Linked DNA regions of Homo sapiens: region 1 is linked to region 2. Evidence: chromatin contacts called from ENCODE Hi-C or POLR2A ChIA-PET data. All regions are on one chromosome and are shown on one strand. The core of a region is the stretch at or near the end of the contact, and the rest is flanking DNA. Distances in the headings are between cores, read along the strand shown. Region 1 holds the start of RB1 (RB transcriptional corepressor 1). Region 2 overlaps RUBCNL (rubicon like autophagy enhancer).

Region 1 (6,413 bases), core at 2,797-5,296, 1.9 Mb after region 2:
GCATTGAAGGGACCGGCAGAAAGAGAACTAATGAAGGAATTTGTGAAGTAACAAGGGAGGAGAACAAGGAGACCATAGATTTGTGGAAGACTAGGGAATTTTTAAGAGGAAGTGGTTAACTATATTGACTGCAAGAAAGGTCAAGTAGGTTGAGGACCAAAAGAAGCCATGGGATTGACAACTATCATCAGTGACATTTGAAAGAGTGATTTCAGAAGGGGGCTCTTGGTGGTAGTGAAAGAAAGCCAGGGGCCAGCAGGCTGAGAAATTGGGGAAGCAGAGAGAACCAATGGGGACTACCCTTCTAAGAAGCTAGATGGTTAAGAAATGGAAATAGTGTGGTAGCTTGGGGGTATAAAAACTTTGAAGGAAGGCTTTTTAGAACGATGAAGACTTTTTAGACCCTTCCCCAAATTTTAATATCACTGAAGGAGTCTCAAACTGAAGAGAGTTCCCTCTCTAGATAGAAAATCTAAGAAATACATATATTTTTTGTAGGAGTCTTACAGCAATCTTCTTAAAATTACCAAGCAGGTTGGAAGAGATCCATGAATTTCAAGAAGTTCAGGGGGAATTTTTTTAAGACTCTGCTGAAATATATATATATATATATATATATATATATATATATATTTTTTGAGATGGGGTCTTGCTCTTGTCGCCTAGGCTGGAGTGCAGTGGCATGATCTCAGCTCACTGCAACCTCTGCCTCCTGGGTTCAAGTGATTCTCCTGCCTCAGCCTCCAGAGTAGCTGGGATTACAGGCACCTGCCACCACACTCAGCTAATTTCGTATTTTTGGTAGAGATGTGGTTTCACCATGTTTGCCAGCCTGGTCTCAAACTCCTGACCTCAGGTGATCCACCCGCCTTGGCCTCCCAAACTGCTGGGATTACAGGCGTGAGCCACCGTACCTGGTCTAGACTCTGCCGAAATTCTAATACTTCTTTGGTAATGCAACAGAAAACTAAAGATTTTGATGGTGAACTCAATTGCTTCTGAGTTGTGTGGATGAAAATATATTTTATTATTTTTTCCTTCAACTTTTAAGCTCCCAGGTATATGTGTAGGATGTGCAGGTTTGTTACACAGGTAAATGTGTGCTATGGTGGTGTGCTGCACAGATCAACCCATCACCATGGTATTAAGCCCAGCATCCATTAGCTCTCCTGATGCTCTCCCTCTCCCCACCCTTCCCCGCTACAGGCCCCAGTGTGTGTTGTTCCCCTTCCTGGGTCTATTTTATGGTATGTATGTGTGTATGTGTGTGTGTGTGTGTGTGTGTGTGTGTGTGTGTGTATCTATTTATGTGTATATATTATGATATATACACCACACTTTTTTCAAACTATTATTTTAGGTTTAGGGATACATGTGCAAGTTTGTTATATAGGTAAACTGTGTGTCTCTGGGGTTTGGTGTGTACAGATTTTTTCACCACCCAGGTAACAAGTGTAGTACCTGATAGGTAGTTTTTTGATCTTCTGTCCTCTCACCCTACACCCTCAAGTAATCCCCCAGTGTGTGTTGTTCCCCTCTTCATGTCCATGTGTTCTCATTGTTTAGCTCCCACTTATAAGTGAGAACATGCAGTGTTTGGTTTTCTGTTCCTGCGTTAGTTTGCTGAGGATAAAGGCTTCTGGCTCCATCCATGTTCCTGCAAAGGACATGATCTCATTCCTTTTTATGGCTGCAGGAAAATATATTTTACATACTAGTGAACATAGTTAAATTAATCCATGGTCAAGACATATATTCTTTTGTAAATTGAGAAATCTCTTTATCATAATTGTAATATGGTAATAAATAAATCTAGATTACATAAATGTAATCTAGATGTTGATAAACTGGTTTTAAATAAAGCAAGTGATATCTACGTATGAAGAGAGTTTACTTCAGTTCCTAGAACTTTCCTTCACTTTCCTGCCATCCCTACTTTTAGTAAGCAAGCATTTACTGTGTGTGTAACACTGTGCTAGGTACTAAGGCAATGATGATACCCAAGATTTGGTCTCTATCCTGAAGATAAGCACAGGAGAAACATTATCAGTCATGATGCTTTCTGTTGCAAACAAGTGAAAACCTCAGCTCAGCTTAGGTCAGCTCCAGGGCTGGCCAAATCAGAGGCTCATTTATAACACTGAGGATCCAGATTCTTTTGAAATTCCTCCTGCACCAATATCAGCATTTCTACCTTCTCTGTAGGTTGGCTTGCCTCACGTTACAATGGCTGCAGCAATCAGAAGTGTCACATCCTCAGTAATACTTAATATTATTACTATTATTTAATAATATTTAGAACTGTGCCATCCCTGTTTCAATTTATCAGGCTCCCAGCAGACTACTCCTTATCTTTCAAATGTCAAAACTGCATCCTGAGCTCTTGCCTAAACTAATCTGGGGTGAGGTGAATGGAAGTAGCACTTTAATTGTATTCATTCTTTGTAGCTGGACCTGGGCCTGGGCCCTATCTCCTGACATTTGCCCACAAGAAAGATTTCTGAAGTTAGGTAGGACTGGCTGTTGAGTAGGCCAGTGCTTGCCAAACCTTTACACATCCTCACATATGTCATAATATGCAGATAAAAAGATAATCCCTTATACAACTTGCTGGGATAAACTCAGGAGGCTTACAGCCATGACCTGCTTGAAGGTTCTTCCTGCCTTAGACCTTGCTCAGCTGCTCCAGGATGAGGGGATTTACATCACAGCACAACTGTATTTTATTCACAGCATAAACCATCTCTTTCCTTCTCAGTTGACGAGTTCAGATGGGCAATAACAGTGTCTGCCAAAGAGAAAAAAAAATGTATTCAAACTAGATAATCTATTGGTACAAATACCGAGACACAGAAGTGATAACAGCTTTAAGCCAATGTTTGATGGTGGTAGTCCCAGCAAGCTCTTTTCTGATGTCTTTGTGCCTTTGCACATGCTCCTTCTCTGTCACTGTTTTCTTCATCAAACATAATATAATGGACAAGTGGAATCAAATAGAATTGAGTTCAAATTCTCTGCTACCCATCGGCCCTGGTATTGGACAAATTAACTCCTCTGAGCCTGTTTCCTCATCTGCAACGTAGACTAGCTAATACTACCCATTGGAAAGCGTTGTTTCTTAGCTAATGCATGCAAGGCTTAAAACCTAGATGACGGGTTGATAGGTGCAGCAAACCTCCATGGCATACGTATGCCTATGTAACAAACCTACACGTTCTGCACTTGTATCCCGGAACTTAAAGTAAAAAAAAAAAAAAAAAAAGAAAAGAAAGAAAGAAAAAGAAAAAAAAGGCTGTTTCTGGGGATTAAATAAGACAATTATGTAAGGTGGCCAGCACAGTTCCTGGTACATAGTAAATGTCAGGCCTGCCTGACAGACTTCTATTCAGCAGCTACTGCTCCCCTGAAAATCTTCCTCAGACGTTTCCACGGTGCTTCCCGTTCTTACACCACTACAATCCTTTATTACACTACTATCCGTTCATTCCCCACAGCTCCCTCCCTTCCTTTCCCTAACCAGTGATCCCAAAAGGCCAGCAAGTGTCTAACATTTTCTATCTTCTAAGTGACTGGTAAAGTTCCGCACCTATCAGCGCTCCAAGTTTGTTTTTGTTTTGGCCGACTTTGCAAAACGGATTGGGCGGGATGAGAGGTGGGGGGCGCCGCCCAAGGAGGGAGAGTGGCGCTCCCGCCGAGGGTGCACTAGCCAGATATTCCCTGCGGGGCCCGAGAGTCTTCCCTATCAGACCCCGGGATAGGGATGAGGCCCACAGTCACCCACCAGACTCTTTGTATAGCCCCGTTAAGTGCACCCCGGCCTGGAGGGGGTGGTTCTGGGTAGAAGCACGTCCGGGCCGCGCCGGATGCCTCCTGGAAGGCGCCTGGACCCACGCCAGGTTTCCCAGTTTAATTCCTCATGACTTAGCGTCCCAGCCCGCGCACCGACCAGCGCCCCAGTTCCCCACAGACGCCGGCGGGCCCGGGAGCCTCGCGGACGTGACGCCGCGGGCGGAAGTGACGTTTTCCCGCGGTTGGACGCGGCGCTCAGTTGCCGGGCGGGGGAGGGCGCGTCCGGTTTTTCTCAGGGGACGTTGAAATTATTTTTGTAACGGGAGTCGGGAGAGGACGGGGCGTGCCCCGACGTGCGCGCGCGTCGTCCTCCCCGGCGCTCCTCCACAGCTCGCTGGCTCCCGCCGCGGAAAGGCGTCATGCCGCCCAAAACCCCCCGAAAAACGGCCGCCACCGCCGCCGCTGCCGCCGCGGAACCCCCGGCACCGCCGCCGCCGCCCCCTCCTGAGGAGGACCCAGAGCAGGACAGCGGCCCGGAGGACCTGCCTCTCGTCAGGTGAGCGAGCAGAGCCGCCGTCGCCTCACGCGGGAAGGGCGCCCCGGGTGTGCGTAGGGCGGGCGCCAAGGCGGCTCGGCGGGGATCCGTCCTCGCCAGGGGCCGGGTCCCGGCGGGAGGAGGCGCCCTCCCTGCCCCCCGCCACGGCGGAGCGTCTGCAGAATGGTGACAGGATTCTGGGTTCTTGGGCGAGGGGTCTCGGCTTCAACTTGACAGGTGTCGGGCGGGTGGGGCTAGGGTCCTGAGCGAAGTGACAGGTGCAGTTCCCTCTTGTGAGGCTCGGAGGCAGAGGGTCGTTGCGAGCGTCCATCAGACGCAAAAAATGAAAAATAAAAATACAAAAATGGTGTCTGTGGGAGAGTTTTTCACCGGAGAATTGGAGTACTCCGGTGGTCGTCTGACTTTCTGTTTTGGTTCACGCGATGCAACAGTTGGGAAGTATTTTCTTCCGGGCGTGCACTGCATCTGAAGTCCATTTGTGGGAGAGGCCGACCAGAAAGCCTTGGACAAGAAGCGCAGGGTCCTGAGTGTCCATTGCCCACAGGATACTCGGCTCAGGAGCTTTGCGGCGTTTCCTTAGAACAATAATGCATCGAGGCCTTGGGGACTCAAAGCCATCTGTAGTGATTGATGGAGCGTAACTCTTTAGAGGAACTGAAACATGGGCAAAACTTTCATGAGACATTTACCAGAAGTGCTTGAAAGTTTCTAAACTTTTTTTTTTCCTGTTTGATGAACTCTTCTTGCGTGTTAGTCGGCTTCGGCTTGTCTCATTATTTCTTCCATTTTGCCTTTTGACTTTGAACCAGCAAGGATCTTGGTGTCCCCTCTTTTTGCCTTTGTTTTTGGCACAAAATTAGTGGTTCTGTGCGCAAATGGAAATTTTCGTTTTCCCTTATTAAGTGGAATCTAAATTTAAGCAAGTCCATACGAATGCACTAGATCTTGAAGGGAAGTATTTATTGTATTACAACATCTTACTTTTCTTGATTTTTCTACTTTATGGTTAAATAGCTATGATTGAAAGAGTGTAATTGTCATTATTGTCAGCACTGGTTCTACTTTGAGACAAGTTCATTGCAGAGGGAATGGGACTTGTTTCTGTTTTTCACTATTTTCTCTCCCATTCTTGTCTATCACCAAATCCTTTCACCCTCACCCATTTCTTTCCACTCGGTATACACTAACAATTCACGGCAGAAAAGATTGAAGTGGGATTTAGGAAATGGCCCCTGGAAGGCTATTAAAAATTTATATATTTAAATGGACTGTCTTATAGGTCAGTTAAAAACCATATTCGTTAAAAAACCAAAATAACAACAACAAAAAATTAAAAACCACGTCTGGGGCATGTTCTGGGAAAAGACATGGCTTTAGTTTCTGATTAAATTCTGATGTATCCAATTCTTGCAAATTTCCCTTGGGAAAATGCAGTAATGGCTACTCTAAAGAATTCCATGTTATGCACACAGCTTTGGAAGCATACTCTAATGTAGGGTAACCAGGAATATTGACGTTGTGGCCACTGCTTGGAAAAAAGAGGACTGTTTCTTTCATTTTTTAACTCATTTTATATATTTTAAGTAATGGAACTATAAAAAATTCTCTTATAAGTCAAAACCATACAAGATACAGTCTGTTCTTGATTATCCATACCCACAAAGGGTTTCATTAACATAGACAGTTGAACTCTATAAATTAACCAGCAAGGGTAGAACCGCTGCCGTGCAGTCTGATACTGAGCATCTTGCCTGGAGATGGAATCAAGGCTCAGTCCAACTGCACCTCCAGTGACAGATTCCATTCCTGATTTGAGAGTTTAGATCTTATTTCTGTTGCCTTATCTCTGGCCTAAGTAATGTAGCTGGAAGGGAAACTGTCACTAGGAACAGCATACCACATTCATTGTTGAAATAATCAAAGGTTAATCATGTTTCGAGCTGGGTGTGATGGCGCGTACCTGTAGTCCATGCTACTCAGGAGGCTGAGGCAGGAGGATCACATGAGCTTGGGAGTTGGAGGCCAGCCTGGGCAACAAAGCAAGACCCCAGTCTTTAAAAAAACAAAA
Region 2 (6,402 bases), core at 2,679-5,178:
AACAATAAAATCAATTTCCAAAAACATTTAAGGGAAGAGATACCAATCTCAAAGCTTACCATCATTCTTACTGAGATTTTCCAGCTGGGATTAAAAGGTAGGCACAGGCCAGATTACTAGTGAACATATAAGCTGCAGCAAAGGCCCTGGACAAACAAGAGACTTCAGGACACCTCCAGCCAAGTCATTGTGACATCAGAGTCAGTGGCCCCATCGAGAATGATTGCATCACTAGAGCCACCAGAGACACAGTATTAACAGCAAAGATGCAACTTCTGCAGGAGGGATAGATGCCTCAGTGCCACCATGATGCCTACGGTGACCTCACAGAAGTCTTTCAGATCATAAGCAGCCAGCACTTGGAGGGCAGAGCAGCTTTAGCTCCCACTATGTATAACAGTCTTCAAGTTATTTCATGAATAGGCAAAAGTACATCAGATTTAGGTTTTAGGATTTTCTATGCCCCAATACTAACTGCCTATTGAATACACAACTGGGGGCATCAGAGTAAAGACACACCTTAAATCTTACCTTGTCAGTAATGCTTCCTTGGTCACCCTATAAAAACTGGTAATTGCCCCTCCCAAACAGTTCCTATCCCTCTCTTTAGCTCTATTTCTCTCTTTAGCACAAATCTCATTGTATCTAACCTCAATGACTAGTACCCCCCAGAATGTTAAATCTATGAGGGCCCTTTTATTTTTATTTATTTATTTTTTTGAGACAGAGTTTCCATCTTGTTGCCCAGGCACAATCTCGGCTCACTGTGACCTCTGCCTCCCAAGTTCAAGCAATTCTCCTGCCTCAGTCTCCCAAGTAGCTGGGATTACAGGTGCCCGCCACCATGCCTGGCTAATTTTTAGTATTCTGTAGAGACAGGGTTTCACCATGTTGGCCAGGCTGGTCTCGAACTCCTGATCTCAGGTGATCCACCCACCTCGGCCTCCCAAAGTGCTGGGATTACAGGTATGAGCCACCGCAGGCGGCCGAGGGCACTTTTTAAAATAACGTATTTTGGACACTGCTTTGTCCCCAGAACCCAGACCAGTGGCAATAATAGGTGTTCAATAAATATATTCTTTGCACTTATGAATGAAATCATGAACAAATTATCAAACGATACCTAGATATGGTTATGTTGTTTATTTCCTTGTCACCCAAGAAAGGAAGTCAAGAATGGATGTCACCCTTTAGAAGAAATTAGAAATCATGACCTAAATGTTCATCAACCACTTCCTTAGAATAAAGGATACTAGAGAATAGAAATCACAAATAAATAAGAGTCTAGAGTGAAAAGTAAAATTCATTTTTATCAATTTTATGGTACGTTACTAAGCACAGCCAGTAATAAACAAATACTGAGTAGAGCATGAATAAATCTTCAACTGTAGCATGTGAGCTGTTTGGTTACCACAGTTCCCCAGAACTTCTTCCCTTCTTTCTCAGGATCTACTTCTCTTCATGCTTTGACGTTAGGCAAAGATTCACATCCCAAAGAGAATAACAGAGCCTAAAACTATCACATATCAAATAGAAACCATCAAGATGCCCAATAATTTAACTCAACAGCTTCCAAAACAGTGTCCAGGAATTGCAGTAAACTGCAATTTTCTTATTTCATCTATATACTCTATACTATGTTGTAATAAAAGCAGCAGAAAGGAAACAGTGCTATACTGTTTCCCTGGCTGGGTGGTATCACAAAGGACTCCACTCCAGCTGATTTAGCCTTTGGTAATGACCATTAATTTTGAAGGTTTGCTGTCAGAAGAACACAACAGAAGGACAGAAAGCAATCAAGAGAAATGGGTAAGTAAGAAGGGGAAGGCAAAGTTCATGGAAAATTGAATATTTCACCTAAAAGAACTGCAGGGTTGCCCAAAACACCCAAATGACTAACTCCCTCTGGTCGCTGCATATGACGCCCTTCCCAGTCTCATTCTGCAAAGTTATAATTTGCAAAATTTCAGGTGTTATTATGCCAAGTTGAGAACTGAAATGGAGACCATTAGGGGACTTACCCAAAGTCTCGCCATTAGTAATTAGCAGAAGTAGGACAAAAACAAAAGTCTGAACCTGATCCAAAGCTGTTTCCACTGGTATTTCACACATTCCGTGTGGGCTGAAATTAGCAGGCTATTTTCAATTTCATTAGCAAAGTAATTTTAAGAACTTTCCCATCAGACATGTCATAAAATATAGGATTAAGACCTACATAGGTATATTTGATTTCATGCCTCTGGACAATTGTTCACAAAATTTTATTATTATTCATACTTGTATAAAAAAACTTTGCACCACACAGATCTAATATAAGAATATTAATTTATACACCTTACATGTGTACAGCTATGCTAATACATTAGGATACATACAGCATATGTAAAAATAGAATTTTGTTCTTTCTTTCCAATGAATCATCTTACACTTAAAGGTAAATGCCCTCCACTTTGGGGACCACCACTAAATTAACATTCTACCTAAAAACTTTACATATATTAAAAAAAACCAGATTTACATGCAACAGAATTTGATAACTAAGACAGTGAAAAAATATTAATACAGAAATTTACCCAAAGTAAAGGTAGGCAGCTGCACTTGAAAAATGGCTAGATTTCCATGTTTGGGCAAATAAAATGGAAAGCCATATTGGAAAAATGGTCTGACAGTTCCTCAAATACTAAATATACAGTTACCATTTAATCTAATAATTCTACTCCTGGATATATATACCCAAGAGAAATGAGAACACACATTCACACAAAAACTTGTGCCCGAATATTTCTAGCAGCACTATTCATAATAGCCAAAAAGTGGAAACAAATGAAATGACCATCAATTGATGAATTAACAAAGTGTGCTATATCCGTACAATGAAATGTTATTCAACCATCATTAGAAATGAAGTACTAATTTATGCTCTGACATGGATGAGCACTGAAATGACTATGCTAAGTGAAAAAAGCCAGAAACAAAAGACATTTCATATATATATATATATAAAATGTCCAGAATAGGCAAATCCATTGAAATAGAAAGGAGATTCGTGGTTGCTTAGGGTGGTGGGATGGGAACAGCTAAAGGGTACCAGGTTTCTTTTTGAGGTGATGAAAATGTTATAAAATCAACTGTGGTAATGATGGCATATATTTGTGAATACACTGAAAATCACTGACTTGTACACTTTTTTTCCTTTTCTTTTTTCGGTTTTCGAGACGGAGTTTCGCTCTTGTTGCCCAGGCTGGAGCGTAATGGTGCGATCTCGGCTCACTGCAACCTCTGCCTCCTGGGTTCAAGTGATTCTTCTGCCTCAGCCTCCAGAGTAGCTGGGATTACAGGCATGCGCCACCACGCCCGGCAATTTTTGTATTTTTAGTAGAGACAGGGTTTCTCCATGTTTGTCAGGCTGGTCTCGAACTCCTGACCTCAGGTGATCTGCCCGCCTCGGCCTCTGTTGCTCAGGCTAGAGTGCAGTGGCATGATCATGGCTCACTGCAGCCTTGACCTCCCGGGCTCTAGTGATCCTATTGTCTCAGCCTTTAGAGCAGCTAGGACCACAGGTGTGCCACCATATCTGGCCAATTTTTTATTTTTGTAGAGGAAAGACCTCACTATGTTGCTCAGGTTGGTCTCAAACTCCTGGCCTCAAGCAATCCTCCCAGTTCAGCCTCCCAAAGTGCTGGGATTATAGGCAAGAGCCACCATGCCTGGCTAGACTTGTACACTTTAAATCAGTGAAGCATTTGGCATGTAAATTCTATCTCAATCTCAGTAACAGTATTTTTTAAAAAATAAGAATAGGAAATGCTCATCTCCCTTCAAAAAGATCTAGAACTAAAGGGAGCTGTATTTCATGGGCTACAGGGATCAAAAGAGCACAAGCTACACACCAGGCTGTGAACAAAAATACTGAAAGGATAGGAGAAAGTTAAAAGGAGAAGTAGAGAGTAGATACGGGAAATACTGAATAAATGTGTCAAAAATAGGTAAGGAGAAGAAAGAGGAAGTAAAAGTGAAATTGTCATGATAGAACTATCTAGAAAAGGAAAAGAAAAAAAAAAATCAAGGGCTGGTAAAGACAACAGATGACCACTAGCAATTGAGCACCTACTGTCAGACCCTACCCTAAGGAATCCAGACATCCAAGATTATCTTCTTTTTTGAGACAAAGTTTCGCTCTTGTCACCGAGGCTGGAGTGCAGTGGCATGATCTCAGTTCACTGCAACCTCTGCCTCCCAGGTTCAGGCGATTCTCCTTGCCTTAACCTCCCAAGTAGCTGGGATTACAGGCGCCCACCACCATGCCCGGCTAATTTTTTTTGTATTTTTAGTAGAGACTGGGTTTCGCTATGTTGGCCAGGCTAGTCTCGATCTCCTGACCTAGTGATCCACCCGCCTCAGCCTCCCAAAGTGCTGGGATTACAGGCATGAGCCACCGCGCCTGGCCTATCCATGCTTATCTTTCAACCAGTGCTGCAAGAAGGCTCTAAGGCCAAGATTTACAGATGATAAACAAGGTAAAAAAAGTTAAGTATTGTGGTTATGTTTTAAGTGCCTATTTTTTAGAAATATATATACAGAAGTATTTAGAAATAACTGATAGAATGTCAGTGGGGACGATAAATAGAAATAATTGGTAGAATTTCTTAAATTTGCTTTAAAATAATGCCAGTGGGCAACATGGATGAAGCACAACTGGCCATGTTGATAACTGCCGAAGCTGGGAGAAGGGAGAAGGTTGTTCATTGTACTATTCTATGTTTAAGTTTGAAATTTTCCATTAAAAAATTCCCGTTTAAGTTTTCTAAAAACCTTCAATTTGCTACATCTGTCCAGGAGTCCCTAGGTTGCCTATCTGACCTCCTTATCTGCTACCTGGACACCTCTATGCCCCTCTACCCATACTCTCTTGTGGATCTTTATTCAAATGAAGACCTTACCCATCACCTTCAAACTGAGACCTTTCCCATCACCTATGACAAAACCACATCTCTACAGATAACCACTCTCTCCATGTACTGCCCCATAGCCTTCTCTACAGCATTCATCTTCTGACACCTTCCTCCTCATCAATTCATAACTAATGCTTATATGACATTTACTTTGTGCCTGGCACAGTTCCAAATTTTCTACACACACACACACATCATTTCCTTATGCCTTGATTAGGTCAGAATCCTTCATGGTGCTTCAGATTATTAGCAACCTAGCCCAGCCCCCAACAAAAATGAACTCTCTTGGTTTCTACACAGCAACATCCAAAGGGCAGCTGGAGGATGGGGGTAGGGTGAAGACTATTAAAGCTATCTTGATTAAGAAACAGTCAGTATATGAGCCAAACCCACAAGTCCAGGTGGCACTGTTTGGAAAAACAGAAAGCAAGAAAACTATCATCTGTAATTTCACAGTATAATAGACGACACATGGAGTGAATAATGAATTGTTTCTGCTATACTAAGACACATAGCCAGCCTACTTGAGGAGCTATTTTCAAATGACCAAGACCCAGGAGGCCCAGGCTAAACTAATTTAGCCCTAATTCTACAAGCACAGCGGTGAACAGAAGATCTTTAAATCTTGTGGACTCAAATATCTCTTCAGAATATTAATATTCACACAGCATGCAGCAGACTGCCTATACCTTGGCAATGCTAATGACATTGACATGTCTACCTCCCTGAGCCCAGATCACCATAAAACCAAGCCTAAACTAAAAGTGAGCAACCAAAAAACCCCCAGATTTTTATATAAGTCATGGGACGAATAAAATGATTTAACAATTGAGCCATATTTTTAAAAATACTTGCAAAATATGCATATAGATAAGTGCTAGTCCCTTCACTTAACAAACTTAAAAGTCCCATGCCAAAAACTTCTAAGAATCATTTCCAAGTAAATACAGAGAGAATAGGGAAGTGCCCTAAACATATTTTTGGAATTCAGTTCTTTTCTGATCAACTCTAGCTTGTCGGAATAAAAGAACGTAAAAAAGTATAAGAAGAATACATTTCTTTATAAGAATAATACAATACCTTTGAATACAATTCTTCTTATACTTACTCTATAATTGTACTTACTCTACAGTTTTCTGCAAACGTACTTACTCTACAATTTTCATCATCTAAAATCAACCAGCAAACAGTACCTGCTTACTGTGGGTGCTTTTCAACGTTACCTGTTAAAAAAAAACGTTGAGGTCTAATTTACATTTACTTCTTTTAATAAATATAAAGCTAAGGATCATTGGAATGAATGCATTTTTGAACAATTTTTCAACATAATTGTTGGAAAAATCACATTAAGTGTATAGTTTATTCTAACTTCTATTCATTTTCCAGCCTACTGATGACAAAAAGGCTTGAATCTGAAACTTTTCTTTCTACACTCTGAGAAGTATTTTAC

Evidence for each region. Hi-C counts contacts between places; a loop is a spot of excess contacts on that map. ChIA-PET counts read pairs that join two places held with the same protein, here RNA polymerase II (POLR2A). Pooled maps may share reads with other maps.
Region 1: a pooled map shows a loop between it and region 2 (3-fold over the local background). The contact joins the promoter of RB1 here to the enhancer-like site in region 2. A Hi-C loop is called at or near these places in 1 of 37 single-sample maps with no recorded cell type and 2 of 50 pooled maps. POLR2A ChIA-PET finds 5 or more read pairs at or near these places in 1 of 52 experiments (activated T-cell).

The regions. Positions count from the first base shown.
Region 1 is chr13:48,299,705-48,306,117 of GRCh38, forward strand. It overlaps RB1 (RB transcriptional corepressor 1), which reads left to right and starts at 4,047. Exons shown (of 27, transcript NM_000321.3): 1 at 4,047-4,345. The coding sequence starts at 4,209. RB1-DT (RB1 divergent transcript) reads right to left here and starts at 3,998. Exons shown (of 3, transcript NR_046414.2): 1 at 3,587-3,998; 2 at 2,635-2,788. RefSeq lists enhancers at 3,175-3,900, 3,901-4,624, 4,699-4,748, 4,989-5,058 and a silencer at 4,199-4,488.
Region 2 is chr13:46,378,388-46,384,789 of GRCh38, forward strand. The region is part of intron 1 of RUBCNL (rubicon like autophagy enhancer); the gene reads right to left. Among named protein-coding and RNA genes, the nearest start is that of RUBCNL, 5.7 kb to the right of the region's middle. RefSeq lists enhancers at 329-408, 4,041-4,090. Within about 2 kb of position 3,929, at least 4 of the 41 ENCODE cell types and tissues checked have a DNase peak (open chromatin) inside an H3K27ac peak, as active enhancers do.